2 separate regions of the Homo sapiens genome follow, and region 2 is linked to region 1. The links are chromatin loops, found by intact Hi-C in ENCODE. Cell type or tissue: ovary. All regions are shown on one strand. Links, peaks and the distances in the headings refer to the core of each region. The heading gives the core; the rest is flanking DNA.

The links. Hi-C counts contacts between places; a loop is a spot of excess contacts. Peaks named below come from ENCODE experiments on the same cell type or tissue, not always from the same donor. Only the 100,000 strongest peaks of a DNase experiment are listed, where the experiment ranks them.
Region 2: it touches region 1 in a loop (3-fold over the local background); 77 of 110 quality-filtered maps call a loop at or near these places.

Annotation. Positions count from the first base shown.
Region 1 is chr17:16,352,861-16,369,428 of GRCh38, reverse strand. CENPV (centromere protein V) reads left to right here and starts at 15,960. Exons shown (of 5, transcript NM_181716.3): 1 at 15,960-16,402. The coding sequence starts at 15,993. RefSeq lists silencers at 5,382-5,501, 15,751-15,900, 15,961-16,568. In ovary, for the core only: a CTCF peak has its summit at 5,474 (motif pointing left); a DNase peak (open chromatin) is centred at 5,478.
Region 2 is chr17:16,503,092-16,519,659 of GRCh38, reverse strand. LOC124903936 (a long non-coding RNA gene) reads right to left here. Exons shown (of 3, transcript XR_007065641.1): 3 at 15,951-16,073. Among named protein-coding and RNA genes, the nearest start is that of LRRC75A, 19 kb to the right of the region's middle. RefSeq lists an enhancer at 2,177-3,376. In ovary, for the core only: no CTCF peak of the experiment used is centred there; a DNase peak (open chromatin) is centred at 2,846.

The sequences.
Region 1 (16,568 bases), core at 2,926-7,925:
GAAGTTCAAGACCAGCCTGGCCAAAATGGGGAAATCCCACCTCTACTAAAAATATAAAAAATAGCCAGGTGTCATGGGGGGCACCTGTAATCCCAGCTACTCAGGAGGCTGAGGCAGGAGAATTGCTTGAACCTGAGAGGCAGAGGTTGCAGTGAGCTGACATTGAGCCACTGCACTCCAGCCCAGGCGACAGAGTGAGACTGTCTCAAAAATAAAAAAGAAAGATGTAGCCTGGGAGGCCAGGCCCATCTCTCCTTTTCATGTTTTCCTGCCTGCTTTATATTCACTGGCAGCTGATTAGATCATGCCCACCAGATTAAGGGTGGATCTGCCTTCTCCAGCCCACTGACTCAAATGTTAATCTCTTTTGGCAATACCCTCACAGACAAACCCAGGATCAATACTTTGTATCCTTCAATCCAATCAAGTTGACACTCAGTATTAACCATCACAATGGGGTTTCACCATGTTGGCCAGGCTGGTCTTGAACTCCTGACCTCAGATGATCCACCCACCTCGGCCTCCCAAAGTGGGGGGATTTCAGGTGTGAGCCACCTCGCCCAGCCTAGGAAATAATTTTTTGTTGTTGTTGTTGAGATGAAGTTTTGCTCTTGTTGCCCAGGCTGGAGTGCTGTGGCGCAATCTCAGCTCACCACAACCTCCGCCTCTTGGGTTCAAGTGATTCTCCTGCCTCAGCCCCTGAGTAGCTGGGATTACAGGCATGCACCACCACGCCCAGCTAATTTTGTATTTTCAGTAGAGACGAGGTTTTTCCATGTTGGCTAGGCTGGTCTCGAACTCCCAACTTCAGGTGATCCACCTGCCTTGGCCTCCCAAAGTGCTGGGATTACAGGCGTGAGCCACCACATCTGGCCGACTTTTTTTTTTTTTTTTTTTTTTTTTAAGACAAGATCTCACTGAGTCACCTAGGCTGGAGTGCAGTGGTACATTCATAGTTCACTGCAACCTTGAACTTCAGGGTTCAAGCATTTCCCACCTCACCCTCCCAAGTAGCTAGGACGCAAGGATAAGCCATCTTGCCTGACTAATTTTTTTTTTTTTTTTAAGTAGAGATGAGGTATCTTCCTATGTTGTTCAGACTAGTCTCAAACTCCTGGTGTCAAGTGATCCTTTTGCCTTGGCCTACTAAGGTGTTGGGATTATAGCCATAAGCCACTGTGTCCGGCCTGTTTTAAAAATAGAAATTGACAAGCTGTTCCTAAAATTTATATGTAAATGGAAAGGACCTGGAATAGCCAAACTATTATTTTAAAAAGGTAAGGCTGGGCACGGTGGCTCACGCCTATAATCCCAGTACTTTGGGAGGCAGAGGAGGGTGGGTCACCTGAGGTCAGGAGTTCAAGACCAGCCTGGCCAACATGTGAAACCCTCTCTACTAAAAACAAAAAAATCAGCCTGGTGTGGTGGCACATGCCTGTAATCCCAGCTACTCAGGAGGCTGAGGCAGGAGAATCTCTTGAACCTAGGATCCGGAGGTTGCAGTGAGATGAGATGGCGCCACTGCACTCCAGCCTGGGTGACAGAGTGAGACTCTCCCTCAAAATATATAAATAAATAAATTAAATTAAATAAACCCATGACAAGATGCCATTTCACAACCTCCATATGGGAAAAAAAAAAAATTAAAGCCAGGTGTGGTGGCTCACACCAGTAATTCCAACATTTTAAGAGGCTTAGGTGGAAGAATCACTTGAGGCTGAGAGTTTAACAGCCTGGGCAACATAGTGAGGTCCCCATTTCCAGAAAAAAAAAACCCAATAAAATTAAAAATTCAGACAATGTCAAGTGTTGGGTAGGATGTAGAGCAATAGGAACTCTCTCCCACTGCTGGCAAGACTGTAAACTGGTATAACCCCTTTAGAAACAAAATTGAATGTGCACATATCCTAGATGCAGCAATCCAACTGCAGTTATTATAAAAGAAAAATTGTCCTAAACCTGGCTTGGGGTGGAATATTTTTGGGTAATGTAATTCATAACCTCCTCAAGGAAGACAGTAGTATTCCTAATAAAATATTTGGGCCAGGAATGTTGTCTGATGCCTGTAATCCCAGCGCTCTGGAAAGCCAAGTTGGGAGGATCACTTGAGGCTAGGAGTTTGAGACCAGTCTGGACAACATAGCAAGACCCTCCATCTCCACAAAACTTAAAAAAAATTACTTCATGTGGTGGCATGCACCTGTAGTCTTAACTATTTGGTGGCTGAGGCAGGCGGATCCTTGAGCCCAGGAGTCAAGGCTACAGTGAGCTATGATCATACCACTGCTCTCCAACCTGGGTGACAGAAGGAGATTCTGTCTCCCACCCTGCCCCACAACAAAAAATTTAAGCAATTTTTTTTTTTTTTTTGAGATGGAGTCTCACTCTGTTGCCTAGGCTGGAGTGCAGTGGTGCCATCTCAGCTTACTGCAACCTCTGCCTCCCGGGTTTAAGCGATTATCCTAGCTGGGACTACAGGTGCGCACCACCACGCACAGCTAATTTTTGTATTTTTAGCAGAGACAGGGTTTCACCGTGTTGGTCAGGCTGGTATCAAACTCCTGACCTCGTGATCCGCCCGCCTTGGCCTCCCAAAGTGCTAGGATTACAGGTGTGAACAACTGCGCCTGGCCTGAAGCAATTTTTTGATAGTTTCTAATCGAATTAAGACCTCTCCTGAGAAGCTAGATACCCACTCATGAAGATGATTATCAGCTGTCAGTCAAGAGTCTAAAGATCTTTAATTAGGCATTTCTTTTGTATACAGTCTAAACAGTGATTATGTAGTCATTTTCCCCCATTGTTTCTACCAAGAGAGAAATCTTTGACTTAGTCTGTCAGAGGCCTTTGTTCTTGTAGCAAGACTATAGTGAAACTTTGTCACATGTTCATAATCAAATTGCCTGAAAGTATTTTTATTTTTAAATGTTTTCTACTATTTATTTTTTGAAGCAGGGTCTTGCTCTGTCGCCCAGGCTGGAGTGCACTGGCATGATCATAGCTCACTGCAGCCTTGCCTTCCCAGGCTCAAGTGATCCTCCCTCCTCTGCTTCCCAAATAGCTGGGACCAACAGGCATGCACCACCACACCCAGCTAATTTATTATTTTTTTTTTGTTGCAACAGAAGTCTCACTATGTTGCCTAGGCTGGTGTTGAATTCCTGGACTTAAGTGATCCTCCTGTCTCGGCCTCCCAAAGTGTTGAGATTACAGGCGCGAACCACTGTGCCTGGCTGAAAAGATTTTTAAACACCTCATACCCTAGAGAATCTCTTGCGCATGTGTGCCAGGAGAGATGAACAAGAATGTTTATATCGGCATTATTCAGAATAGCAATAACTGTAAACATATATTCTATCAACAGAAAAATGGACAATTGTAGAAGGTTCATCCTGTGCAACAATGAATACATATCAACTCTAGGATACACATCAATATGCATGAATCACAAAAGAAAAGTCTCAGAAGAATGCATGCATTATTTGTTAGCTTATTATAATGAGTTCAAAAACAGATGAGACGGCAGGGCGTGGTGGTTCACACCTGTAATCCCAGCACTTTGGGAGGCCGAGGCAGACCAGTCACCTGAGGTCAGGAGATTGGTCAGTTCAAGACCAGCCTGGCCAACCTGGTGAAACCCTATCCCTACCAAAAATAAAAAAATTAGCTGGGCGTGGTGGCATGAGCCTGTAGTCCCAGCTAGTCAGGAGGTTGTGGCAGGAGAATTGCTTGAACACGGGAGGCGGAGGTTGCAGTGGGCAGAGATCACACCACTGTACTCCAGCTTGGGAGACAGAGTGAGACTCCGTCTCAATAAATAAATAAATAAATAAATAAATAAATAAATAAATTAAATTAAATAAAAGTAGCCAGGCATGGTGGCACATGCCTGTAATCCCAGGCTCTCGGGAGGCTGAGGCAGGAGAATCACTTGAATCCAGGAGGCGGAGGTTGCAGTGAGGCAAGATCGCACCACTGCACTCCAGCCTGGGTGACAGAGTGAAACCCTGTCTCAAAAAACCCCCCAAGAAACCAGATGAGACTAAATGTTATTTAGATATATGTACTTATATGTGATAAAGATGAGCACAAAAGTCAGAAGGGTGGTTACCTCTTGAGGAGCGGTGAGGGGATGATGGGGCACATCAGAGAAATTGATAAAGCTCCATTTCTTGTCATAGTTGGACATTCTTCTTATTATTTGAATTCTACATGTACGTGATATACATGAGTATAGCAATAAAGAGTTAAAATCACTCTTGCTGCCCTGAGGATGTAGTTTGGGAGGTGGTGGGGGGAGACTCTGGTGAGTTCAGTGGATGTGGGAAGAAGTTCAGGACATCTGAGGTCATTATCCATCCTTTTGTTTTGAGCTCTACCACTTGCTAGCTGTGTGACCCTGAGTGAGTTACTTACACTCACCCTCAATTTTCTCAGCAGAAAAATGTGGACAATAAAAGTGCTTGCCTTTTTGTGAAGGCTGTTAGACAAAGTTTGCAAAGTTCATCTCAGCACAGTGCCTGGTGCTTAGTAAACACTCAGGACTACCACATAGGGCTGCACAGGAAGAAGGGATTTTTGTTTTCTAATTCACTCAGAGGCATTGACAAAGATTCTTTGCTTGGACAAACTTCAGTCAGGCTTCTGAACCTTCTCCAGAGGCCCATCTGTGCACTTCCTTATAAATCCAGTTTTAGCAAAAGAACTCTTCTAAGTGATTTTAGCCAGAACCCTGTATCTTGATATCTGATCATCTTCAATATCTGATTAGGTTTCTCATCCCCCATCATCCTCCAGCTGATGTTGGGTCACCTTGGCCTGTCTTCAGCAAGAGTCCTGTTAGGTGGGTTTGGCCAGAATCCCCCTTACTCCTCTTAGTAATTTTCCATCCACTGACCTCCACCCTGCTTCTTGGCTGTAAATTCCCCCTTGCCCATGCTGTATTTAGAGTTGAGTCCAATCTCTCTCCCCTATAGCAAAATCCCATTACAGTGGTTCCTATACCCATCTTGATGGTCCCAGATAAAGTCTTGCTTACTGTCCTTTAACAAGTATTATTGAATAACTTTTAACAGCATCAGGCAGCTTTCCAAGTTCTGGGCCTAATAGGTTGTGTCTGTCCAGGAGAGGCTTCGTTTTCTTCTTGGCACAAAGGTTAGTGGTGCCCCTGAAAATGCTGAGAAAAATAACATTTACCACAAGCATGCTGATAAGAGGGATATAAATATTGAGATAAATAGTACCATCAGGGAAAGAAATGAGGCCTGCCACATAAGCTGAGAAATTTGAGTGCTCCTGCTATGGTTGAGAGCCTGCCAGTCCACCCTAAACTCCGTCAAAGTCTTTCCCCACTTGTATGAGGCTGGAGTAGCTTGGCGGCCTCTCAAGCCTGAGGGTACAAAATAGTGCCCCTTAGTTAATTGCATTAACTCTTTCTCACTGCCCGGTATATATGACACATGCCTCCTGCCCCCTAGTGGCTGTTGTGGATTCTGCACACTCCCAGGAGCTAAACAAGAATTCTGTTTCTGGAGGGAGCCTTACCGGGTATAGCTCAAAACAAGCACAGACAGATCCAATCTGAAAAGCACATTTGCATATGAAGGTACCATTATTTACTCTCTTATGCTTCTGTATTTCTAGCAGCTCTGCCCGCCCCCCCCATAGGAACTTACAGAGCAGTGCTTTAGAGAAAAGCAAATCAAACACGCCATACCATTTTCAGATTCCCTTAAAATCCTATACAGATTTACCAGGATTTTTTTCCCCTTTGGAGTTGAGTGTTGCATCTGTTCTCCTTCTGTGAACACATCACATACTAGATCTGTTTCTCCTTATCCTGAGTCACCAGAGACTTCATCATGTTGGTTTTAGGGGCCTAAGATGGAGCCAAAAATGCCCACTTGAACATTTTTTTCAGGCTGGGTGTGGTGGCTCACACCTGTAATCCCAGCACTTTGGGAGGCCGAGGCAGGAGGATCACCTGAGGTCGGGAGTTCCAGACCAACCTGACCAACATGGAGAAACCCTGTCTTTACTAAAAATACAAAATTAGCTGAGTGTGGTGGTGTATGCCTGTAATCCCAGCTACTCGGGGGGCTGAGGCAGGAGAATCGCTTGAACCCAGGAGGAACAGGTTGCAGTGAGCTGAGATCGCACCATTGCACTCCAGCCTGGGCAACAGAGCGAGACTCCGACTCAAAAACAAAAATTCAGCTGGGTGCAGTGGCTTATGTCTGTAATCCTAGCGCTTTGGGAGGCCAAGGTGGGTGGATCAATTGAGCCCAGGAGCTCGAGACCAGCCTGGGCAACATGGCAAAATTCCATATTTACAAAAAAAATTAATGAGTCGTGGTAGCCTGCATCTGTGGTCCCAGCTACTTGGGGGGCTGGGGTGGGAGGATCCCCTGAGCTGGGGAGGTCGAGGCTGCAGTGAGCTGAAATCTTGCCACTGCACTCCAGCCTGGGCACCAGTGAGGCCCTGTCTCAAAAAAAATTTTTTATTTTTTAAATTGTGAAAAACACATACATACACAAAAGTTTGGGCACGGTGTCTCACACCTGTAATCCCAAAACTTTGGGAGGCTGAGGTGGGCAGATCACCTGAGGTCAGGAGTTCGAGACCAGCCTGGCCACCATACAGTGAAACCCCATCTCTACTAAAAAATACAAAAATTAGCTGGGTGTGGTGGTGCACTCCTATAGTCTCAGCTACTTGGGAATCTGAGGCAGGAGAACTGCTTGAACCTGGGAGGTGGAGGTTGCAGCGAGCCGAGATCATGCCATTGCACCCCAGCCTGTGTGACAGAACAAGACTCCATCTCTCAAAAAAAACAAAAACAAAAAACAAAAAACAAAAAAAACCCACGAAAGTTACCGTTTTAACTCTTTTTAAGTGTACAGTTCAGTGGCATTAGGTATGTTCACACTGTTGTGCTCCCATCACCACCATCCCTCTCCAGAATTTTTTTCTTCTTCCCTAACTCTATACCCATTAAAGAACTTCTGGCTGGGCGCAGTGGCTCACATCTGTAATCTCAGCACTTTGGAAGGTCAAGGCGGGTGGATCACCTGAGGTCAGGAAGTCAAGATGAGCCTGGCCAACATGGTGAAACCCCGTCTCTCCTAAAAACACAAAAAAATTAGCTGGGCATGGTGGCAGGAACCTGAAATGCCAGCTACTCAGGAGGCTGAGGCATGAGAATTGCTTGAACCTGGGAGGCAGAGGTTGCAGTGAGCCGAGACTGGGCCACTGCACTCCAGCCTGGCCTAGAGAGCAAGACTCGGTCTCAAAAAAACCAAACCAAAACAAAAAACTCCCTAATCCCCCTACGCCCAGCCCGTAGTAACCACCATCCTACTTTTTGTCTACTGATTTGACTACTCTAGGTACAAAAACGACCACTTTTGATTTTCATGAGTGGGCGTCGATATTGGGACTCTGCTGCCGTATTGTCCATCCACAATGTGCAAATGATGAGGCATTCTTTCTTTATTCATTCTGCTTGTGCTTTAAAGTCCAGGAAGAATTCTTTTTTTGTGTGGTAAAATATATGCTGTATAACATAAAATTTTAACTATATAAGTGCACAATTCAGTGGCAGTAAATATATTCACAATGTGCAGCCATCACCACTCTTTCCAGAACTTTTTCATCACCCCAAACAGAAACACATTAACAATAACTCGGGCCAGGTGCAGTGGCTCACGCCTGTAATCCCAACACTTTGGGAGGCCAAGGTGGGCGGATCACCTGAGGTCGGGAGTTCCACACCAGCCTGACAAACATGGAGAAACCCTGTCTCTATTAAAAATACAAAATTAGCCTGGTGTGGTGGCTCACGCCTGTAATCCCAGCTACTTGGGAAGCTGAGGCAGGAGAATCGCTTGAACCCAGGAGGCAAAGGTTGCAGTGAGCTGAGATCGTATCATTGCACTCCAGCCTGGGCGACAAGAGTGAAACTTCGTCTCAAAAAACAAAACAAAACAAAACAAAAAACAGTAACTCCCCACTCCCTCCTCCCTCAGCCCCTGGCAATCTCTATTCTACTTTCTGTCTTTATGAATTTGAATTCAGGAAGAATTTATTTATTTTTTTGAGATGAAGTTCCACTGTTTTTGCCCAGGCTGGAGTGCAGTGGTGCGATCTTGTCTCACTGCAGTGTCCACCTCCCGGGTTCAAACAGTTCTCCTGCCTCAGCCTCTCGAGTAGCTGGGATTACAGGCGCCCGCCACCATGCCTGGCTAATTAAATTCAGGAAGAATTTAATGTCATATATGGTAGGGAAATTTGCTCAGTTAGAATGGCTACAGAATGGGTTTTTCATTGTCTACATATGACATTTTAGTTCAGAAAACAGCATATATTGAATAAAAGTTATAAATCAGGAGTGGTGGCTTCTGGCACTTTGGAAGACTGAGGTGGGAGGATGCCTTGAGCCCAGGAGTTCAAGGCTGCAGTGAGCTGTGATCATGCCACTGCACTCTAGCCTGGGTGACAGAGTTAGACCCTGTTTCAGAAAAAAAAAAAAAATAGATGTTATGATTTAGCAAGTCTTATCAAAACCTACCCAAACTCAATGTATGTTACTAAGAGGGTATAATACAGATGATGAAAATATTTTCCAAAGGACCCAAGAAAGCATATAAGATCCTGTGATAAGTGTTTTGAGTTTATTCTGTTTCTCTAGTTATATATTTTTTCATTTATAACATATAAATGTAATTTTGTTTTATCTTTCTTCTTTATCAGGCCACCTAGACAGGAGTAATAAAAATATATATACCTATACACACATCCTGGCAAAAGTCCTAAATTCCACGGGAAAAGAGAGAGGTGCACAAGTTTTCACATTGAAGGAAGAGGCTGTTGTATAAAAGGAAAACAAAACTAGCATTAGAATTCTCCTTCCAGCCAGGCATGGTGGCTCACACCTGTAATCCCAGCACTTTGGGAGGCCAAGGTGGGAGGATCACAAGGTCAGGAGTTCGAAACCAGCCTGGCCAACATAGTGAAACCCCATCTCTACTAAAAATACAAAAATTAGCCGGGTGTGGTGGCGCATGCCTGTAGTCCCAGCTACTGGGGAGACTGAGAAAGGAGAATCGCTTGAACCCAAGAGGCGGAAGTTGTGGCGAGCCAAGATCGCGCCACTGTACTCCAGCCTGGGCAACAGAGCGAAAGTCAGTCCCAAAAATAAAAATAAAAACAAACAAACAAACAAACAAACAACTCATTTCCAGCCAGCACAGTGACTCATGCCTGTAATCCCAGCACTTTGGGAGGCTGAGGTGGGCAGACTGCTTGAGCCCAGGAGTTCGAGACCAGCCTGGCCAACATGGTGAAACCCTGTCTCTAGAAAAAATATAAAAATTAGCCGGGCATGGTGGTGCATGCCTGTGGTCCCAGCTACTTGAGAGGCTGAGGCATGAGAATCACTTGAACCAAGCTGGCGGAGGCTGTAGTGAGCTGAGATCGCACCACTGCAAAAACGAGACTCTGGAGAAAAAAAAAAAAAGGCTCAAACCTATAATCCCAGTGCTTTGGGAGGCTGAGGCAGGAGAATCACTCTAGCCCAAGAGTTCGAGACCAGCCCGAGCAAAATAATAAGATCCCTGTCTCTACAGAAATAAACAAATAAAATGAAAAAATAGCTGAGCGTGGTGGTCCCAGCTACAGGGGCTGCTGAGGTGGGAGGATCCCTTGAGCCAAAGAATTCAAGGCTGCAACGAGCCATGATCAAGCTGCTGAACAACAGCCTAGGTGACAAAGTGAGACCATGTCTCAAAAAAAATTCTGTCCCCAGACAAAATGTCATTCATCTTTTGGGGCAAAAGCAGATGATTCAAGCACTTATGTACCCAGTATCACCCATGCACCCTACCTGAGGAAAATACTTAAAAGTTCTCTAGGCTGGGCCCAGTGGCTCACACCTGTAATCCCAGCATTTTGGGAGGCCAAGGCGGGCAGATTACGAGGTGAGGAGTTCAAGACCAGCCTGGACAACACGGCAAAATCCCGTCTCTACTAAAAATACAAAAATTAGCTGGGCATGGTGGTGGGTGCTTGTAATTCCAGCTACTCGGGAGGCTGAGGCAGGAGAATCGCTTAAACCTAGGAGGTGGAGGTAGCAGTGAGCCGAGATTGTGCCACTGCACTCCAGCCTGGGCAACAAGAATGAAATTCAGTCTCAAAAAAAAAAAAATTATCTAATCAATCCCTAATCATATTTAAAAAGAGACCTCAGGCGGAGTGCGGTAGCTCACACCTGTAATCCCAGCACTTTGGAAGGCTGAGGCGGGTGGAACACTTGAGGTCAGGAGTTCGAGATGAGCCTGGCCAACATGGTGAATGCAACTACGTCTCTACTAAAAATACAAAAATTAGCTGGGTATAGTGGTGTACCCCGCTAGTCCCAGTGACTCGAGATGCTGAGGCAGGAGAATTGCTTGAACCTGGGAGGCGGAGTTTACAGTGAGCCAAGATCATGCCATTGCACTTCAGCCTGGGCGACAGAGCGAGACACCATCTCAAAAAAAATAAATAAAGTAAAATAAAATAAAAAGAGACCTCAGTATTGGGTAGATGGTGAGCACAATGCTTGTTGTGAACAATTGATCTTGTAATAAATATATCTAAATAGATAGTTCATTCAACAAATATTTTGAGTACTGGGCTCAGTTCTTGGCTCTGTGGACACAAAAGAACAACAAAAGTAATCAGCAATTCTTGGAGCTGGTCTTATGGTTATGATACCAAATAAGAAATAGAAAGTGTAAATGTTCATGAAGGAGTCTTCAAAAGAAAGTATACTTCAGAGAGGCTGGGCACTTTTCCACTTTCAGTGGGAAAGTGAGGAACTAAAAATCTCAATTTCCAAAATTTTCCTCTAGGTGAAGGTTGGGGAGTGAGTGAGTGGATAAAATATTTTGGGAAACATATTTGTTGATCAATTTGGCAACATTACTAGAGGAACACAGGTTTTATCATAACTACTAGATATGAGAAGGGAAACCACCACCATTATAGAGACAAATGATAGAATTTCCAAATCAACAGAAGGCAAAAAGGGAACACAGAAAACTTTTCCAAGTCAATATAAAGAAAAAGATAAGGGCCGGGCGTGGTGGCTCACATCTGTAATCCCAGCATTTTGAGAGGCTGAGGTGGGTGGATCATGAAGTCAGGAGCTCGAGACCAGCCTGAACAACATGGTGAAAGGCTGTCTCTACTAAAAATACAAAAATTAGCTGTGCGTGGTGGCATGCGCCTTTAATCCCAGCTACTCGGGAGGCTGAGGCAGGAGAATTGCTTGAACCCGGAAGGTGGAGGTTGCAGTGAGCCGAGATCATGCCATTGCACTCCAGCCTGGGCAACAAGAGCGAAACTCCATCTCAAAAAAAAAAAAAAAAAAAAAAAGTAGATTGAATTTTTAAAAAGTTCACCTATTAATTATTTTCATTTAAAAGTGTTGGCTGGGCATGGCGGCTCACATCTATAATCCCAGCACTTTGGGAGGCCAAGGCAGGCGGACCACTTGAGGCCAGGAGTTTGAGGCCAGGAGTTTGAGACCAGCCCGGGCAACATGGAGAAACCTCATCTCTAGTAAAAACAAAAATTAGCTGGGCATGGTGTCGGGTGCCTGTAATCCCAGCTACTCAGAGGCTGAGGCAGGAGAATAGCTTGAATCCAGGAGGCAAAGGTTGCAGTGAGCCGAGATTATGCCACTGCACTCCAGCCTGGGTGACTGAGTGAGACACCATCTCAAAAAACAAAAACAAATACAAAAACAAAAATCAAGTGATCGCTGGGCGCAGTGGCTCGTGCCTGTAATCCCAGCACTTTGGGAGCCCGAGGCGGGCAGATCATCTGAGGTTGGGGGTTTGAGACCAGCCTGACCAACATGGAGAAATCCTGTCTCTACTAAAAATACAAAATTAGGTGGGCATGGTGGCGCATGCCTGTAATCCCAGCTACTCAGGAGGCTGAGGCAGGAGAATAGCTTAAATCCGGGAGGCAGAGGTTGTGGTGAGCTGAGATCACGCCATTGCACTCCAGCCTGGGCAACAAGAGCGAAACTCCATCTCAAAACAACAACAACAATAACAACAACAACAAAAATCAAGTGATCCATTACATGTGGATCCATGTCTCAACCCTCCATTCTGTTCCAGTGATCTGCTTACCTATCCTTAGACCAGTTCCACTTTGTTTAAACTACTTAGCTTATTTCCTTAGTTCTGAAATCAGATACATCAAGTCCTCCAAATTTGTTCTTCTTCAAGATTGTTTTGGCCCTTCTAAGTCATGTGCATATCCACATAAAGTATAGAATTGGCTGTTAATTTCTACAGAAAAGCCTGATGTAATATGCTATATCAATCATATTTCTAAGAAAATCCCTCACTTCCTCCAATTTGATAGCCTTAACCTCATTCCTTTAATTTTCAGTTTTTCACTTCTAGTCTTCTGAGAGTTAGCCTAATGAATAATTTTCATCTTATTCTAGTTACTCCTTGATTTTCCAATGCCATGATTAAATCAACTCAACTTCATTCCCAGAGTCAGACTGTTCCGAGCACATGCCTTTTTTGTTTGTTTGATCGTTCTGAGATCGAGTCTCCCTCTGTCGCCCAGACTGGAGTGCAGTGGCACAATCTTGGCTCACTGCAACCTCCGCCTCCCATGTTCAAGCGATTCTCCTGTCTCAGCCTCCTGAGTAGCTGGGACTATAGGCGCGCACCATCATGCCCGACTAATTTTTTGTATGTTTTAAGTAGAGATGGGGTTTCATCATGTTGGCCAGGGTGGTCTCGAACTCTTGACTTAAAGTAATCCACCCGTCTCGGCCTCCCAAAGTGCTGGGATTACAGGCGTGAGTCACCACGCCCGGCCTCTTTTTTTTTTTTTTTTGAGATGGAGTTTTGTTTCAGGCTGGAGTGCAATCTCACTGCAACCTCCACTTCCCAGGTTCAAGCGATTCTCCTCCCTCAGCCTCCCGAGTAGCTGGGATTACAGGCGCCCACAACCATGCCCAGCTATTTTTTGTAATTTTAGTAGAGACGGGGTTTCACCATGTTGGCCAAGGTGGTCTCGAACTCCTGACCTCAGTGATCTGCCCTCCTTGGCCTCCCAAAGTGCTGGGATTACAGGCATGAGCCACTGTGCCCAGCCAGCACATGCCTTTTTAATTGCGTTCTTGAGTTTTGGGTTTGCAATAACTATTCAATTATTTTCTTCACCTCAAACCTACTTAATGATATAATGTCTTTAAAATAATAGCCTAACTTATGTTGTTGTTCTTCTTCTTCTTTTTTTTTTTTTTTTTTTTTGATACAGAGTTTTGTTCTTGTTGCCCAGGCTGGAGTGCAATGGCCGATCTCAGCTCACTGCAACCTCCACCTCCCGGGTTCAAGTGATTCTCCTGCCTCAGCCTCCTGAATAGCTGGGATTACAGGCATGTGCTACCACGCCTGGCTAATTTTGTATTTTTATTAGAGATGAGGTTTCTCCACGTTGGTCAGGCTGGTCTCAAACTCTTGACCTCAGGTGATCCGGCACCTTGGCCTCCCAAAGTGCTGGGATTACAGGCGTGAGCCACCATGCCCAGCCATGTTCTTCATTTTTAAATTGAGCTAAGTCTTACACACACTGAAGTGTTTTTATGTGTTTTACACACCTCCATAACTACCACCCAGATCAAGATAATGTAGAGAACATATCCAGTATCTTTTTTTTTCTTTGAGACGGAGTCTTACTCTGTTGCCCAGGTTGGAGTGCAATGGTGCAACCTCCGGCTCACTACAACCGCCACCTCCTGAATTCAAGCGATTCTCCTGTCTCAGCCTCCCGAGTAGCTGGGATTACAGGTGCCTGCCAGCATGCCCAGCTAGTTTTTGTATTTCTAGTAGAGACAGGGTTTCCCCATGTTGGCCAGGCTGGTTTCAAACTCCTGCCCACCTCCGCCTCCCAAAGTGCTGGGATTACAGGCATGAGCCACTGTGCCTGGCCATATCCAGCATCTTAGAAGAGTCCTTTGTTCTCTTTCCCAGTTAGTTCTCCTCAAGGATAACCACTCCCCACACCCAGCTTTTTTTTTTTTTTTTTTTTTTTGAGACAAGGTCTCACTCTGTCACCCAGAGTAGAATATGGTGGTGTAATCACAGCTCACCGCAGCTTCCACCTCCTGGTCTCAAACTCCTGGGCTCAAGCGATCTGAGCACCTCGGCCTCCCAATAGTGTTGGGATTAGGCATGAGCCACTGCGCCCGGCCTACGTGCCGTTTTAAAATGATGTTCAAGAATAAGCAAAACCAACCTATGGTGGTAAAAGAACAGTGATCGCCTCTGTTTTCTTTTGCCTGAGGGAAACTCTGGTGTGCTGAAAATGTTCTGTATCTGAAGTGGTGGTGGTCACATAAGCTGTACATCTAAGATATTTGCACGTTGCTGTGTGTAAACCATAATTCCAACAACAACAACGACAAAATGGCAAGGTGGGGCTCGGTGGCTCACGCCTGTAATCCCAACACTTGGGGAGAACTAGGCGGGAGGATCGCTTGAGGCCAGGAGTTAGAGACCAGCCTGGGCAACATAGGGAAACCCGGTATCTACAAAACAACAATAGCAACAATTCGCTGGGGCGGGGGGGGGGGGGGGGGGGCGCCGCCTGTTGTTCCAGCTACTCAGCTACTCCAGAGGCCCAGGCGGCAGGATCGCTTGAGGCCAGGAGTTCTTGGCTACACTGAGCCGAGATCCCGCTACTGCACTCCAGTCTGTCAGATCCTGTATGGAAAAAAAAAAAAAAAGACAAAATAGTTAAACTATGCCTTTAATTCAATAAACTATTAAACTAACAATACCATGAAGAAAATCAGAATAAAGAAGAAAGATAGGCTGACGCAGGAGAATCGCTGGAACGGTGAGGCGGAGGTTGCGTGAACCGAGATCGCGCCACTGCACTCCAGCCTGGCGACAGAGTGAGACTCCAAAAAAGAAAAAAAAAAAAAAAAAAAAAAGAAAGATAGGCTGGGCCCGGTGGCTCAGGCCTGTAATCCCAGCGCTTTGGGAGGCCGAGGCGGATGGATCACCTGAGGTCGGGAGTATTCGGCACCAGCCTGACCAACATGGTGAAACCCCGTCTCTACTAAAAATACAAAATTAGCCGGGTGTGGTGGCGAATGCCTGTAATCCCAGCTACTCAGGAGGCTGAGGCAGGAGAATCGCTTGAACCTGGGAGGCGGAGGTTGCGGTGAGGCGAGATCGCGTCACTGCACTCCAGCCTGGGCAACAAGAGCGAAACTCGGTCTGAAAAAAGAAGAAGAAGGAGAAGGAGAAGAAGACTATCTGGGTTCCATCAACGATTCTCGTGCCTTTTGTCTTTAAACTTTGGTGCTGCCTTCATCAAAATCATACTAATGAAATTCGACGCGCGGGTCATTCATTTAATTAAAATGAAACCCCAAATCTGTTGACTATTGGTATCCTCATGACACTGTTCTATAATGTGACAGAAAAGACGAAGGTGAAGAACTATGGTTTCGGCCGCTGTTACACAGGAGGTAGCAGGTGGCAGGCCGTTTACACAAATTAGCTCGTTTTTGGAGACGAAGTTACCCCAGGCTGCCCGCTCGGATGAGCCTGCGAATTCAGGCCCAACCCAGGCCCCTCCAGGTCGGGAAGGTACGAAGAGCCCGCTGGATTCACACAGGGCAGGGGCGCCTTCGCAGGTGCGAGTGGATTCTGGGTATCGCGAGCGTAGGCCCAGGCGCAGCCCCTCTGCCTGCGGGACTGAACAGGCAGGTGCGTCCCAGCGGCCGGGCGGGCCGGGTCTCCCTCCTGCGGGCAGGCGCCGCGCTGCGGGGCGCGGCTGGCGGAGCGGGGCAGCCGGGCGCAGCGCCCCCTGGGCCTGAAGACTGGCGGGCGGCGGGGGCGCGCGCAGGCCGGCGGGGGCGCGCCGCGCTGCGAGGCCTGCGCGCCAGGCTGCGGGAGCCATGCGGCGATCGAGGAGCTCTGCGGCCGCCAAGCTGCGCGGGCAGAAGCGGTCCGGGGCCTCCGCGGCCCCCGCGGCCTCCGCGGCCGCTGCCTTGGCACCCAGCGCCACCCGCACACGGCGCTCCGCTAGCCAGGCCGGGAGCAAGAGCCAGGCGGTGGAGAAGCCGCCGTCGGAGAAGCCGCGGCTGAGGCGCTCGTCGCCGCGGGCCCAGGAGGAGGGCCCGGGGGAGCCGCCGCCGCCTGAGCTGGCGTTGCTCCCGCCACCGCCGCCGCCGCCGCCGACTCCCGCGACCCCGACGTCCTCGGCGTCCAACCTGGACCTGGGCGAGCAGCGGGAGCGCTGGGAGACGTTCCAGAAGCGGCAGAAGCTTACCTCCGAGGGTGCCGCCAAGCTCCTGCTAGACACCTTGTGAGTGCGGCGGGCCGGGGGGCGCGGGAGCCGTTGCCACGCGGACCCCCTCGGCAGGAGTCGGGCTCGCAGCCCGCGTGCAGGCCTTGGGCGCCTTTCAGCTCTGAGCCTTCCACGTTACGGAGCCGACGCGGCTCCCCCGTTAGCACTGGGGTTATTCCTTAAT
Region 2 (16,568 bases), core at 335-5,334, 150 kb before region 1:
CTTTGGGAGGCTAAGGCGGGAGGATTGCTTGAGCCCAGAAGTTCAGGACCAGCTTGGACAACACAGTGAGACCCTATCTTTACAAAAAATAAAAAATTAGTCAGACGTGATGGCACACACCTGTAGTCCCAGCTACCTGGGGATCTGAGGTAGGAGGAGGCTTGAGCCTGGGAATTTAAGGCTACATTGAGCTATGATCAAGCCATTGGGCAACAGAGCAAGATCTTGTCTCATAAATAGATAAACAGAGACTCTTCAAAAAATTAAAAATAGAATTATCAAATGATCTAGCATTCCCACTTCTGAGTATATACCCAAAAGAATAGAAAGCAAAGTCTCAATGAAACATTTGTATATCCACATTCATAATAAGATCATTCACAGTAGACAAAAGGCAGAAGCAACCCAAGAGTGCATTAATAGATGAATGGGCAAAGAAAGTGTGGTTCATGCATACAAAGGAATATCATTCAGCCTTAAAAAGGAAAAAAATTCTGACACATACTATAGCATGAATGGACCTTGAAGACATTTGTTGTCAAATAAGCCAGTCACACAAGGACAAATACTGCATGATTCCATTTATATGGAATCTAAAGCAAAAAAAAAAAAAAAACCTCATAGAAGCTGAAAGCTGAAAGCTTGTTACCAGGGCTTGGGGAGGAGAGATGGGGAGCTGATGCTCAATGCATGTGGAGTTTCGGTCACACAAGATGAGAAAGTTCTAAAGTTAACAAGCCTGTACTCTACACTTACAAATTTGTTAAGAGGGTAGATTTCATCTTACATGTTTTTCACCACAATAAAAAAAAGACCGAGGCCAGGCGCGGTGGCTCATGCCTGTAATCCTAGCACTTTGGGAGGCCGAGGCGGGCCGATCATCTGAGGTCAGGAGGTCGAGACCAGCCTGACCAACATGGAGAAACCCCGTCTCTACTAAAAATACAAAATTATCCGGGTGTGGTAGTGCATGCCTGTAATACCAGCTACTCAGGAGGCTGAGGCAGGAGAATCGCTTGAACCTGGGAGGTGGAGGTTGTGGTGAGCCGAGATCGCGCCATTGTACTCCAGCCTGGGTGACAGAGCAAGACTCCGTCTCCAAAAAAAACAAAACCGAGAGAGAGCTGTCCCCTTGCAAGTCTTAAGGCAGCCACACTCTTCCCATCTAAGCCTAACTTCCCTCCCCTGCCATCTGTGGCAACTGCAGCTTCCATTAGGCATCCCTGATAACCAAGAAACTGTTAATTTTTCTTCCTGCCCCCTTCCCCAAAGGAGAGCCAGCCTAGACTGGCCATTCTTACAGGATTCAAGAATGGAGGAAAGTGCTTTTTCCCTCTTTCAAGTTGCCTCTAGTTCATGGTTTATTTTTTCAGTAAGTGTTTGTTGAGTGTCTACTATATGCCAAGCACTGTGGTGAACTTGGGAAACACAATATTGGATAGGACCAGAAGGACCCTGCTCTCAGGGAATTTACTTTCTAATAAACAAACAAGGTGGCCGGGCGCAGTGGCTCATGCCTGTAATCCTAGCACTTTGGGAGGCGAGTGGATTGCCTGAGCTCAGGAGTTTGAGACCAGCCTGGGCAACACGGTGAAACCCCGTCTCTACTAAAATACAAAAATAAAATAAAATAAAATTAGCCAGGTGTAGTGGCGTGTGCCTGTAGTCTCAGCTACTTGGGCAGAGGTTGCAGTGAGCCGAGATCGTGCCACTGCACTCCAGCCTGGGCAACAGAGTGAAACTCTGTCTCCAAAAATAAAATAAAATAAACAAACAAGTTAACTTCGGGAGGTGTCGAGTGCTATGATGCGACTAAACAGAACGATCTGTGAGCATCATGGGCATGTCCTAAAGTTCTCTCTGAAAAGAGGATGACTGCCTCGAGACTTAAAGTGAGAAGAATCAAGCTAGCAGGGATGGCATTCTGGGCAGAGGAAACAGTATGTGCAAAGGTCCTGGAGCAGAAAAGGGCATGCTGTGTCTAAAGAACAGAGAGAAGGCCAGTGTGGCCCCAGCACAGTGAGTGGGAGGGAAGCTGGAGCTGTAGCCGGAACTGGACTGTGCCGGGCTTCATAAACTGAAGTAGAAGCAAAAGCAAAATGTAAATTAATATTGCAAGGGATTGTCCTGAGAGATATTGTCAGCTACTAACATGCAAGTCACTCACTGAAGTATAGTATCCAAGGACATCCTTGGGTTCTCACCCAGGATCTGTAACTTGTTACCTGTGTGACTCTAAGCCAAGGGTTCTCAAACTCAGCTATGCATTTGAATCACCTGGAGGTCTTGTACAATGGGCTCCCGGGCCCCACCCCAGAGTTTCTGATCTGGAAAGGGCCCAGAGTTTGCGTGTCTACCAGGTTCACAGGTGGTGGTGACACTGCTGGTCCTTGGACCACATGTTGAGAACCATGCTCTAATGATCCTCTCCAGCAAGTCAGTGATTCTCTCTGAGCCTTTTTCTTCCGTGAAAGTGCCCTTCTGACCTGATTGATGTGATCATCAGATGAGATAAAATACAAAGCATAAAGCCCTTTTTAAAGAACAAAAAAAGACAGACACACAGAATGATCACCTTAACGGTGTTCACTAAGCTCCCTTCCTGTGTGTTTCCTTCACAGCTGATACAGAATTTCACATATGGCAAGAGCAGCTGACTGCTTGGGAGCAATGCCGGTTTTATTCCATTCACTCTACGTTTATCTAATTCTCTAAACACATAGGAGAACCTCCGGTGCTGAAGAATAGAGAGCTGCCCGCCCCGCCTGGGAGAAACCTTCAGATGCGCCCCCGTTGTTCCCCCGCCGACAGAGGCTTGATGCCGCTTCAAGTGCCCGCAGTTATTTTTGTCAGCCATCCTCTCCTCCCACTCCTCCCAAAGAAAGCATTCAGTGAGTCATCGGGAGACCCGGAGACATCTGACGGTTGCTCAGCTGGTATCCGGCCACTGAGGGGAAGGAGGAGTGTGTTGATGTCCCCTTGGACTCTCCTTGAAGAAACTGCATAGATTCACAGACTCCTGGAAAATCAGAATCCAGAATGTGCACATGATACACGTTTGGTGTGTGTGTTTATTTGTATTCACTCACGGATTCAACAAATATTTGTTGATTACCTGCCATCTACCAGACTTGTTTTAGACTCTGAGGACACAGCATGTACAAAACAACAAAGCCCCTCTCATGGGGTTTATGTGCGTAATAGTCACTCATAGAGCATGTACTGGAAGTCGTGAGGTGTGTAGTCTGGCAGGGAAGAGAGTCAGCCATCAGATGGATGTGGTGAGTGTTATGGCACTGAGATGGAGAGATATACTGGGTGGCGTACGGAGAAGCACAGGAGGAAGAGGCTTCCAAATGGGCACCCTGATAAGTGGACGTTAAATGGCGTGTGGCATCTTCCAGGTTCACTAAGGGAGGCTACTCTCCATTGAGTTAACCTCAAAAATGCATACATGGAAGTACCCTAACACGTGACCCCTTTCTCCTTTCCAATTTCTTTCTATGCTGGCCCCACCCCTAGGTCTTGGAGGTACATAGCTTGTTGTCCGGTTTCAGTTTCACAGCTGGAGAGAAACTTTGCCTCAGGAAGAAGTATACTGGGAGCCTCACCCATACTGGGTTTAGATGAGATTTAGATGAGATTTTGAACTTAAAAGTTGGTGCTGCAAAGAGTTAAGATTTGGAAACTGTTGGGATGGGGTGAATGTATTTTGCATGTGAGAATGACATTCATTTTTAGCCAGAGGGAGAAGCGTTATGGGCTGAATTATGGTCCCCCCAAAATTATTCATGAAGTCTAATACCCACAACCTCAGAATAGGACCTTATTTGGAGATAGGTCTCTAAAGAAGTAATTAAGTCAAAATGAGGTCATTAGGGTGGACCCCAGTCCAGTAGGATTGGTGTCCTTATGAGGCGATTAGGGCACAGACACCCACAGAGACACCCACAAAGGGATGACCACGCGAAGAGGCAGGGAGAAGATGCCATCCACAAGCAAGGAGAGAGGCCTCTGAAGGAACCAACCCTGCCAACACCTTGATCTTGAACTTCTAGCCTCTGGAATTGGGAAGAAACAACTTTCTGTTGTTTAAACCACCCGGGCTGTGGTATTTTGTTATGACAGCTCTAGCAAACGAATACAGAGGTGTTTGTGAAAAGGAAGCAGCACAGTGTGGTAGGGTAGGGTAGTACACTCTGGGCACCTCCAAACAGTTCTGCAGACTTGGAGTGTAGGGTGCAAGGGATGGAGGGGAGGCTGGAGAGATGGGCAGGGGCCCGGCCATGAAGGGCCTCTGGTGACAAGGATTTGGGACTTAATTCAGCATTCAAGGTATTGAGGTATTGAGGATGAAGTCAGGCTGGGCGCGGTGGCTTGCGCCTGTAATCCTAGCACTTTGGGAGGCCAAGGCAGGCAGATCACGAGGTCAGGAGTTCAAGACCAGCCTGGTCAACATGGCGAAACCCTGTCTCTACTAAAAATACAAAAATTAGCCCGGCGTGGTGGCAGGCACCTGTAATTCCAGCCATTCGGGAGGCTGAGGGAGGAGAATCACTTGAACCCGGGAGGCAGAGGTTGCAGTCAGCCAAGATTGTGCCATTGCACTCCAGCCTGGGCAACAAAAGCAGGACTCCATCTCAAAAAAAAATAAATAAATAAATGAAAGGAGGAAGTCGGATACAATGCTGTATTGCAGATATAGTACAATGCTGTATTATAGGAAGATCATTTAAAGGAGGCATGGAGGAGCTAAAAGGAGAGAAGAACTGGAGGCAAGAAGATAGGGGTCACACTAACAGACATAAAACATGGGTCAGACACCGTGGCTCACGCCTGTAATCCCAACACTTTGGGAGGCTGAGGTGGGTGGATCACGAGGTCAGGAGTTCGAGACCAGCCTGGCCAACATGGTGAAACCCTGTCTCTACTAAAAATACAAAAATTAGCCAGGCGTGGTGGCACGCGCCTGTAATCCCAGCTACTCGGGAGGCTGGGGCAGGAGAACCACTTGAACCCAAGAGGCGGAAGTTGCAGCGAGCCAAGATCGAGCCACTGCACTCCAGCCTGGGTGACAGAAAAAGACTTTGTCTTGGGAAAACAAAACAAAACAAAACAAAAACATGATTCTGGCTGGGACTAAGGCAAGGGTAGCCAGGATGGAGAGGTAGGGTCCCAGAGAGATGCTGGGAATGTAGAATCCACAAGAGTTGGCTGCAAGTTGGATGAGGAGCAGGGAAATGCTGAGGGAAAGAGAAGCGAGAGGAGCAAGGGTGTGGGGAGGAAGCGACCTCCACCCTGCACGTGTTGAGTTTGAGATGTGATTGTGCTCTGACTCCACACGCGCAATTGAGAACCAGCTCCTGCAGAAGGGAACTGAACCAAAGGCCTCGGAGGAGACTGCCTGGGAAGAGAAGCTGGACAAGGGCAAATCAGTGGACCAGTGTGCCATGTGGTATACTGAAGGAAGGGGGGATTCTCTGAGGAAGATGGAGAGGTGATGTCAAAGAGGAAGAAGGCAAACTAGGAAGGAGCAGGGTCTTGACCCCTACTGCATTGAGAAACAAGAGGGTGGAGAAAGCCCCAGACAGGAAAGAGCAGTCGCAATGGCAAATGCGGCAGACAGGTCAACATGAGGACTTGGAACTTGCCCAAGAGAGTGGCTCAAGAGAGTGAACCGAGCCCCTGCCAATAAATAAATATTTGTAGAATGAAGGAAAAACCCCTGGAAGGTGAGACTATGAGCACCATCTCCAAAGAGCGATCACTGCCGTATCATTTTATGCCTTTCCAATCTCGTACCGGGAATCCCCATCTTCCAAGTTGTCACTGAAATGACTAAAAGAGTATGAAAGTAGAGGGTGATTACACTAGACATAGAAGAAAACGGCCGCTCAGGCCTCAGAGACCTCAAGGAACTTCTGCGAGGCATGGCGGAAATAAGAGTAGATTCAAAGAAGTGCCTGCAGACCTTTAAGTCACCATGTGCAGAGAAAAGTGGAAAACCTCAGCAAAACCCCAGCAACACCCTGAGCATTGGCAAAAGGCATATTCTGTTACACACATCACAAGCAGGGGCATGCCAACCACTGTGCCAGGTACGGAGGCACTGCAAGAACCAAGACAGATGGAACCTGGCCCTCAGGGAGCTTAATTCTGGTAGGAAAGGTGGACAGTAAACAAGTAAACAAATCAAGCAAGGAATCACAGAGTATGATAAGTATGATGAATGAAATAAATGGCCGGGCGCAGTGGCTCACGCCTGTAATCCCAGCACTTTGGGAGGCCGAGGTGTGTGGATCACCTGAGGTCCAGAGTTTGAGACCAGCCTGACCAACATGGAGAAACCCCTTCTCTACTAAAAATACAAAATTAGCCAGGCGTGGTGGCGCATGCCTATAATCCCAGCTACTTGGGAAGCTGAGGCAGGAGAATGGCTTGAACCCGGGAGGCGGAGGTTGCTATGAGCCAAGATCATGCCATTGCACTCCAGCCTGGGCAACAAGAGTGAAACTCCATCTCAAAAAAAAAAAAAAGAAAGAAAGAAACTAGGATGGGCCAGGCACGGTGGCTCACGCCTGTAATCCCAACACTTTGGGAGGCTGAGGCGGGTGGATCACCTGAGGTCAGGAGTTCAAGACCAGCCTGGCCAACATAGTGAAATCCCGTCTCTACTAAGAATATACAAAAATTAGCTGGACATGGTGGCACGCATCTGTAATCCCAGCTACTTGGGAGGCTGAGAGAGAAGGACCCCTTGAATCCATGAGGCGGGAGTTGCAGTGAGCTGAGATTGCGCCACTGCACTCCAGCCTGGGTGACACAGCAAGACTCCATCTCAAAAAAATAAAAGAAACAAACTAGCATTAGCCAATAGAAACTGGACAGGGACTAGTTAAGATGTATGGCAGTCAGTTTATCTTGCTGAAATTTTTCCAGCTTGAGTTACATGACAGATCTCATGTATCATCATGTTGTAGGATCTATCACATTTTGCACAGTTAGAATTTTCTCCTGTCACGTTTTGGACAGCCACCACTGCCAATGTAGGAGTGGTGGGGGAGGGGTTGTTGGAAAAAAATTCTGTAATTTGCTCCCTGAGGCTACACTTTGATTCCCTGGGTCAAAGTAGCAGGGATGGGAGGCAAAGATGAGCCAGCAGAAGTGGAAGGGGACAGTGACCATATCCCAATGTCACAGAGTACATGCAAGAAACAATGTACAGCCATTTTTTATGCCCATTCCTTATTTCTCCTGATAATACAGCCTGCTCCAGGCACAGCAGGGATGCTCAACCCAAGTCCCTCCCAGAATTTTCAAGTGAGAGACAGGGAGGACGCTTCCTCTTTGGCCCAGCAGCTGTGAGGATATGAGCTTAGAGATCATGATGCTTTTTCCCTGCTGTGTGAAGAGGCTTAACTGCACAAAGAGAGAATGAAGCCAACACACCCAGAGCAGTGGGGATAAGAGGTGGAGAAAATGCGCCCTGCTGGTCCAGCTGTCCCTGCGGCCAGCTGCACCCCATCACTTCCTGTGCTTTGGTTCTCTGAGCCTCTTCCCTTTTCTGCCTAAACTGCTTTCAGGTGAGTTTCTGCAATTTGCAACTGTATTAGGGTTCTCCAGAGGAAAAGAACCAACAGGATGCGTGTGTGTGTGTGTGTGTGTGTGTGTGTGTGTGTGTGTGTGTGTGTAGAGAAAGAGAGAGACAGAGACAGAGAGAGATTTATTGTAAGGAATTGGCCTGTGCAATTATGGAGGCTGAAACTTCCCAAGATCTGCAGTCAGCAAGTTGAAGACCCAGGAGTATACATTCCAGTCTGAAAGCCACAGGCTCAAGACCCAAGAAGAGCAGATGTTTCTGTTTGAGACCAAAGACAGAAAAAGACCAATGTCCTGGTCCCCACAGTCAGGCAGGAAGGGGTTTCCTATTACTCAGCCTTTGTGTTCTACCCAGGCCTTCAACTGATGGGATGCAGCTCACCCACATTAGAGAGAACAATCAGCCTCACTCAGTCTACAGATTCAAATTCTGACCTCGTCCAGAAACACCTTCACAGACACAGCAGAATAATGTTTGACCAGATATCTGGGCATCTAGTGGCCCAGTTGAGCTGACAGATAAAATGGACCATCGGAGTAGCCTAAGTGTCTAATCGTGATGACGTAGCTGAAATCACACAGAGTGGGGATCATATCACAACCTACTCCTGAAGTCAAGGCTGTACTAAACAAAGCAAGGGCCCCTTGATGGCAGGCTTGAACTTGCGCTGCTCCTACCATTTAGCAGAGGGGACCCAAGCTAACCTCAGGGGCAAAGATCCCTGCCATGTTTGCCTCATTCAGAGCTCTCTCTGCTTCCTAAGGCTCCTAGCATCAAAATAGGCTCTTGGGGATTGGCTGTTTACTGGCTAGGGTGAGCTAAGCTGCTGTGACAAGTAGACCTAAAGATGTAAATTGGCTCAAACACAGGAGTTTATTTCTCACTCACATAAGCGACTGCAGCATGTGTTTTCAGCCGATGGGCAGCTCTCTGCCATAGGGCGATGCAGGGATCCAGGCTCCCATCATGGCTCTCCCATACAGCCTAGTTGTCATCTACATCTTGCCAGCAGAAGGGAAAAGGGAATTCTCAGAAGCCTTGGCCAGAGTGGCACACATCACTTTAGGTCTTGTTCCATTGGTGGGAGCTACTGAAATGGCCACACTAAACTGCAAAGAAGGCTGGAAAATGTAATCTGGTCTTGCATCTTGTTATAACTTCCATCACTACAAAAGGGGAACATGATTGGGGTGGGCAGAAAAGTCTGCTTTCTGAGAGAACTAAATGGCTGGCACTGGGGCATTTGGATTCTAGTTCTAGACCAGGATTTCTTAATCTTGACACCATTGGTATTTTAGACTGGAAAATTCTTTTCGCGGAGAGGAGGCCGTCCGGGCATTGTAGGATGTTTAGCAACATCCCTGGCCTCTACCCACCTGATGCCAGTAGCTCCCTCAACCCCAGTCATGACAATGGAAAATGTCTCTAAACATTGCCACATGACCTTTGGACACAAAATCACCCGCCATTGTTCTAGACAACAAGAGGAATGGTCAGAATCTTCTGTCAACCGGAGAGGAAATGTAATGAAGTGGCATGCTCACACTTCCTCTCTGTCACTTGGAAAGTGTGGCTACTAGTTTTTGCTCACAACATTGACAGAATAGCTGAGATGCTGACTTGAAGTTTCAGAGAGAACTGAGTGATAATGACTTCGAGCCCTCAGACTCTTTAGTGAGAGAGTAATGCCATGAGAATAATGCCCAGGGATTCTGCAAATGCTCATCACAGCCAGAACAGCACGAAAGGAAATGCCCTGTTAAGTTTCTTCACTTCACGCCGCACAAAAGTCAGAACAGGCCAGGTGCAGTGGCTTGTACCTGTAATCCCAACACTTAGGGAAGCCAAGACAGGAGGATGGCTTGAGTGCAGGAGTTCGAGACCAGCCTGGGCAACGTGGTGAGACCCTGTCTGTACAAAAATTTTTTTAAATTAGCTGGGTATTCGCCGGGTGTGGTGGCTCACACCTGTAATGCCAGCACTTTGGGAGGCCGAGGCGAGTGGACCACCTCAGGTCAGGAGTTCGAGACCAGCCTGGCCAACATGATGAAACCCCATTTCACTAAAAATACAAAAATTAGCTGGGCATGATGGCACGTGCCTGTAGTCCCAGCTGCTCCGGAGGCTGAGGCAGGAGAATTGCTTGAACCCAGGAGGCGGAGGTTGTAGTGAGCTGAGATCGCACCACTGCACTCCAGCCTGGGTGACAGAGTGAGACTCTGTCTCAAAAAAAAAAAAATTAGCTGGGTATGGTGGCATGTCCCTATAGTCTCAGCTACTCAGGAGGCTGAAGAAGGGGAATCACTTGAGCCCAGGAATTTGAGGCTGCAGTGAGCCATGATTGCGCCACTGCACTCCAGCATGGGTGACAGAGCAAGAACTTGTCTCAAAAAAAAAAAAAAAAAAGGCAAACTCATACTAGCTTTTCTGCAATGAACAGACTTTCTGAGTTATTTGTGTGGATTCTCTGAAACGTCTGTGAGAGACAAGATTTTTTGATACTTGCCTAACACAAGACGATGTTTGTAAACACTTGTAAAGTTCTTGTTATTTCTGAACATTGTGAGCTATAGAGTAGACAGACCCCTAGGAAAGATATTTCTTTGCAGGAAATGGACTGCCCTATTATAACAAGTGAAAATTCTTTGCAGCCTGGCGAAAACCAGAAATAATACCATCCAGCAAAGCTTCAGGATGCTTTACCTCCTGGAAACCCAGCCGTATTGTTCTAACTTCATAGGAAACTGATTTTCTGGCTGTAGCTGATGGGGATTACTTCGTGTTCCATGGGGATCTTTGGGACAAGCTGTAGTCTCAGACAATGAACTGTGGGTTTCTGTGTCACTGCCAGCATAAAATATTAGTCTCCTGATTCACGGAGAATATGCTAGACTCTTGAACATTAAGTAAAGACAGTTACATAAGTATTTTTTATTAGAAAGCTACTTGCGAGAGATAAACTACAAGGTCATAATCAATAAGGCTCAATTTGAAACACTGCTGAGAAAAGAGAATAGAGACTTTTTTTTGCTGCTGGAGTTGCAGACTTATGTCAGACTGAGATTTGTGTGCAAATATCTAAGTATTCATACTCCTCTGGCTGAGTGCAGTGGCTCAGGCCTATAATCCTAACACATTGGGAGGCCAAGGTGGGAGGATCCTTTGGGGCCAGGAGTTCAAGACCAGCCTGGGCAAAATAGCGAGACTCTCTCTCTACTAAAAAATACAAAATTAGCCAAGTGTGTTGGCATACACTGTAGTTCCAGATGCTCAGTAGGCTGAGTTGGGAGGATCCCTTGAATCCAGGAGTTCAAGGCTGCAGTGAGCTATGATCATGCCACTGCACTCCAGCCTGGGCAACAGAGTAAGACCCTATCTCAAAAAAAAGAAAAAAAAGAAAAGGTACTCTTTCTGATTATGAGCAATTTGGGTCAGAACAAGCATTTGATATTTCACAAACCCATGTCCATCATTCTCTCCAAACAGGCCTGAAAACACTAGACTTTTAGGCTTTTTGCCAGTTTCTACATAGTCTGGAAGCAAGAATGAATAAATCGGATAAGTAATCTTGCATTGCCGAGTGATGGTTCTAACTTCAAGGCGATCCTGTCACCCTCCTGCTCAGAATCTGTCCTATAGGCCATTCCCATGGCCTACAGGGAGTGTCCAGCACCTCACCCAGCCAGAGACTGACTCTCTGTAGTCTGGCCTCTGCTTCCTTCTCTACCCTATCCGCTGCTGGCCCAGGCTTCCTCTGTCACCTCGAGCCCCAAAGAACCAAGTGCAGAGCCATGAACACACCACGACATGTCAGGCCCCTGCATTGCTCAAACTTCTCCCTCCCTAACCCCCGAAGCTTGGTGACTACTTGTTCAGGCTTCAGAAATCAGGTCACATGTTACATTTTCCAGAAAGGCTTCCTGACTCGCACTGTAGCCTGCCAGAAGAACCAGCCACTCCCTCCCCTATATTCCTCAAGTCACCTGTAGGCTTTTATTACCCAGAATACTCTAGAGCACTCTGTTGCATACATTGCTCAACTGTGTGCCTTGTCCCTCTGAAACCATGAGCTCTGAGGACAGGGACAGTGTCTTATTCTTCTTGGGAGCCCCAGTGCCTGACACAGGATCTGGAGAATGCTTATTCACTAATAAGAGTTTATTGAGGCCAGGCATGGTAGCTCACACCTGTAATCCCAGCACTTTGGGAGACTGAGGTTGGAGGATTGCTTCAGCCCCAGAGTTTGAGATCACCCCGGGCAACATAGTGAGTCTCTGTCTCTATGAAAAATTTGCTGGGCATGGTGGCACGCCTGTAGTCCTAGCTACTTGAGAGGTTGAGGCAGGAGAATCACTTGAGTCCAGAAGTTTGAGACTACCGTAAGCTATGATCATGCCACTTCACTGCAGCCTGGGCAAAAAAGCAAGACCCCATCTCTTAAAAAATAATAATAAATAAATAATTGTTTTTAAAAAAGAGTTTATTGAACAAAAAAATGAACAATACTGCACATGCAAATGCTGATATGTCACTCTTCATTTTTTTAATTGTGGTAAAAAGTACACATAACATAAAATTTACTATCTCAACCACTTTTGAGTGTACAATTCAGTAGTGTTAAGTACATTCACTTTTTTTTTTTTTTTTGAGACAGAGTCTCACTCGGTTGCCCAGGCTGGAGTGCAGTGGTGCAATCTCAGCTCACTGCAAACTCCACCTCCTGGGTTCAAGCAATTCTCTGCCTCAGCCTCCCGAGTAGCTGGGATTACAGGCGTGTGACACCATGCCTGGCTAATTTTTGTGTTTTTAGTAGAGACGAGGTTTCGCCATGTTGGTCTCAAACTCCTGACCTCAGGTGATCCACCTGCCTCAGCCTCCCAAAGTGCTGGGATTACAGGCGTGAGCCACCGCGCCCAGCCACATTCACATTATTATGCAACCATCACCATCATCTGTCTACAGAACTCTCCCCATTTTAGAAAACCCAGACTCTCCATCTATCTACAGAACTCCACCTCCTTCTTAGGAAACAAAAACTCTACCCATTAAACAGTAACTCCCTATTCTCTTATCCTAGCCTCTGGCAACCACCATTCTACATTTTTTTTCAGTTTAATTTAATTTTTTGTAGAGAGAGGTTCTCACTATGCTGCCCAGGCTGGCCTCAAACTCTCAGCCTCAAGCAATCCTCCTGCCTTGGCCTTTCAAAGTGCTGAGATTATAGGCATGAGCCACTGCACTAGGCCCACCATTCTACTTTCTGTCTCTATGAAATTAACTACTCTAGGTATCTCATATAAGTAGAATCTTACAATAGCTCTTCTTTTGTGTCTCGCTTATTTCATTTAGCATAACGTCCTCAAGGTTTAGCCATGTTGTAGCATTTGTCAGGATTTCCTTCTTTTCAAGGCTGGATAACATTCCACTGTCTGTATATTCCACATTTGTTTATCCATCATCTATTGATAGACACTTGGGTTGCTTCCTCCTTTTGGCTATTGTGAAGAATGCTGCTGTGAACATGGGGTCACAAGTATCTGACTGAGTCCCTGCTTTCATCTCCTTTGGGTATATACCCAGAGGTGGAATTGCTGGATCACATGGAAATTCCATCTTGAATTTTTTGAGGCACCACCATATTGTTTTCCACAGCTGCCACGCCATTTTACATTCCCACCAGCAGGGCACAAGGGCTCTAATTTCTCCACATCCTGGCTAACACTTTTTATTTTCTATTAGGAGGCTTCTCTTATACTGACCCATGAAAAAAGGCAAGAGCACAACCGTGGTAGGCAGAACAATGCCCCTCTCCCCAAGCAGACTCACAACCGTATCCCTCAAACCTCTGAATATGTTACCCTACATGGCAAGAGGGACATTGCAGATATGATTGTATTAAGGATCTTGAGATGGGAACATTATACGAGAATACCTGCGTGGGCCTACTGTAATCACAAAGGTCCTTAGAAGATGGGGGCAGGAGGATCAGGGAGAGAAAGATAAAAACAAAAACAGGCCAGAGTGATGTGATTGCTGGAAGGGGCCATGAGCCATGGAATTCGGGCAACTCCTAGAAGCTGGGACAGGTGAGGAAACGAATTCTCCTGAGAGCCTCTATAAGGCGGGCAGTCTGCACACCTTGACTTTAGCCTTGCGAGACCCACTTCAGCTTTCTGACCTCCAGAACTGTGAGGTAATAGAACTGTGTTGTTTTAAGCTGCCAAGTTTGTGGTAATTGCTTACAGCAGCTCTTGGTACCTAATAGAACCACCTAATCGAAAAACAGACAAAATATGTGATCAGGCATTTAACTGAAAAGGAAAGAGATGGGCCGGTAAACAGATGAAGAGATGGTCAACAGCACCAGCTGTCTTAGTCAGCTCTGGCTGCCCTAACAAAATACCATAGGCTGTGGGGCTTATACTGCAGTCATTTATTTTCTCACAGTCCTGGAGGCTGGAAGTTGCAGGGAAACAATTCGGGTTCCTGCAAGGGACCTGCGTTCTTGGCTTGTACACAGCCGTCTTCATGCTGTGTTCTCACATGGCCCTTTTGGTGGATTGGGTGGCACAAACTCTCCATGGTCTTCTTACAAGGGCACTAATCCCACACTCAGGACTTCAACTAAATCTAATTACCTCCCAAAGTTCCCATCTCCAAATATCTTCACCCTGGGGATTAAGACTTTAATATACAAATTTTGGGGGACATAATTCAGTCCGTAGCATTTCACCCCAGTGACTCCCCCAAAATTCGTGACCTTAAAGCATACAAAATACATTTATTCCATCCCAACATAACCAAAAGTCTTAACTCATTCCAGCAACAACCCTAAAGTCTAAAGTCCAAAGTCTGATCTGAATGTTATCTAAATCAGATACGGGTGAGACTCAAGGTATGATTTATCCCAAGAAAACATTCCTCTCCAGCTATGAACCTGTGAAGCCAGACAAGTAAGCACTGTATTATGTGCTTACAAAATACATTGGTGGGACAGGCATAGGATAAACACTCCCATTTCAAAAAGGAGAAATAAAAAAGAAGGAAGGAGTGACAAGTTCCAAGTAAGCAAAAACCCAGCCTATGGTATTTATGTAAATGAAGGCCCAAATTGGATTCCATTTTAGTTGGCCAGGTAATCAGAAAAAATTAATAAGCTTATCAATAAAAGCATTGGAGGGGAGCAGAGGATATGGATGAGGGGAATCCAGTGCTACAGGGGAGGGGAAGTAATTTGCTGTAGCCACTTTGGAAAATAATCCAGCATTAATCTTAAAGTTAAATAATTCCACTCCTAGGACTATACCAGGTGTAGGAGGAGAATGTGTAAGAATATTTGTAGGCCAGGCGTGGTGGCTTATGCCTGTAATCCTAGCACTTTGGGAGGCCAAGGCAAGCGGAGCACGAGGTCAAGAGATCGAGACCATCCTGGCCAACATGGTGAAACCCTGTCTCTACTAAAAATACAAAAATTAGCCAGGTGTGGTGGCGCGTGCCTGTAGTCCCGGCTACTCCAGAGGCCGAGGCAGGAGAATGGCTTGAACCCAGGAGGTGAAGGTTGCAGTTAGCCAAGATTGCACCACTGCACTCCAGCCTGGGTGACAGAGCGAGACTCCGTCTCAAAAAAAAAGAATATTTACAGCAGCGCCCTTCACAATAGCAAAAACCTTCAACTTGAATGGCCATCTAGAGGCGAGTGGAGAAATAAATCAAGATACAAAGGACACAGAATGAATGAACTCCAGTGACAGGCAGCAATGAGGATGATTCTTACCAATACAATAGTACATGGGGAAAAAAAGTCTCTTCAAAAAAAAAAAAATACTGCAGGATGTATTTTTATCAAGTTAGAGACAACCAAAATAGAAATAGACACCCTTTAGGGACAAATATAAGTAAAATACAATGGCTTAAAAATGTGGAAACAGAGGAAATGTGGGGTGGGGGTAGGATAAAGCAAGGCAGGGTATGATTTGAAGTTAAAATGTGGACACAGGTACATGTAGTTTCAATAGACTAGTCTCTAGTTTTGTGTATTTTTGAAATTTTCCATTATAAAAAAGAAAGTTTAAAATAATATGAAGAGAAAAGGAAGGAATGATGAACATCAGATTCAGGATGCAGATATTGACATGGGGGGAGGCAGAGCAATGGGATGGCAGAGAACCCTATGAGTCAGTCACTTCTTGTCAAGGACCTGGCTTGGTTCTGTTTTGTTTTGCATGGTGAGTTCATGGACACCTCTTATGTAACAGATTAAATAACCAAATTAAAGTAAGCCATGCATGGAGCAATGAAGAAATAATTAGAGAATAGAGGGGAAAAGCACGAAGGCAGCTCACCCACAGTTCTCAGTGGCACTCAGTGGATGGGTCCCAAGATGCGTCCTTCTGGTGTTCTGTTTGCAAGAAGAGAGCTTATACCTCATGGAGACCTGGATGCCAGTTCTCCTGCCCTCCACTGGCTCTCTCTCCTGCAAAGGACATTTCTCTCGTCAGTGTTTCTGAACATCTGACAGTATGCTGTCTGCCAAAGGCCTGGGCGAGGTATCCTATGGCTTCTAGGTTCCTGATTAAAAGCCGGGCTGGATGTTTGGGATGTCACACAGGCGTTTTCTTGTACTGTCTAGTTTTTGGATGAAAATGTAGGGGTTTGCATTCATCCCTGGCATACGTCATTATTTAGGAACTCTGAAACATTTTACCTGGTCACCAAAAGAAGTCACCAGGGTTGGGGCCAAGCGCAGTGGCTCACACCTGTAATCCCAGCACTTGGAGAGGCCGAGGCAGGTGGATCATCTAAGGTCATGAGTTCGAGACCAGCCATGGCCAGCATGGCGAAACCCCATCTCTACTAAAAATACAAAAATTAGCCAGGTGTGGTGGCAAACGCCTGTAATCCCAGCTAATCAGGACGCTAAGGCATGAGAATCGGTTGAACCTGGGAAATGGAGGTTGCAGGGAGCTGA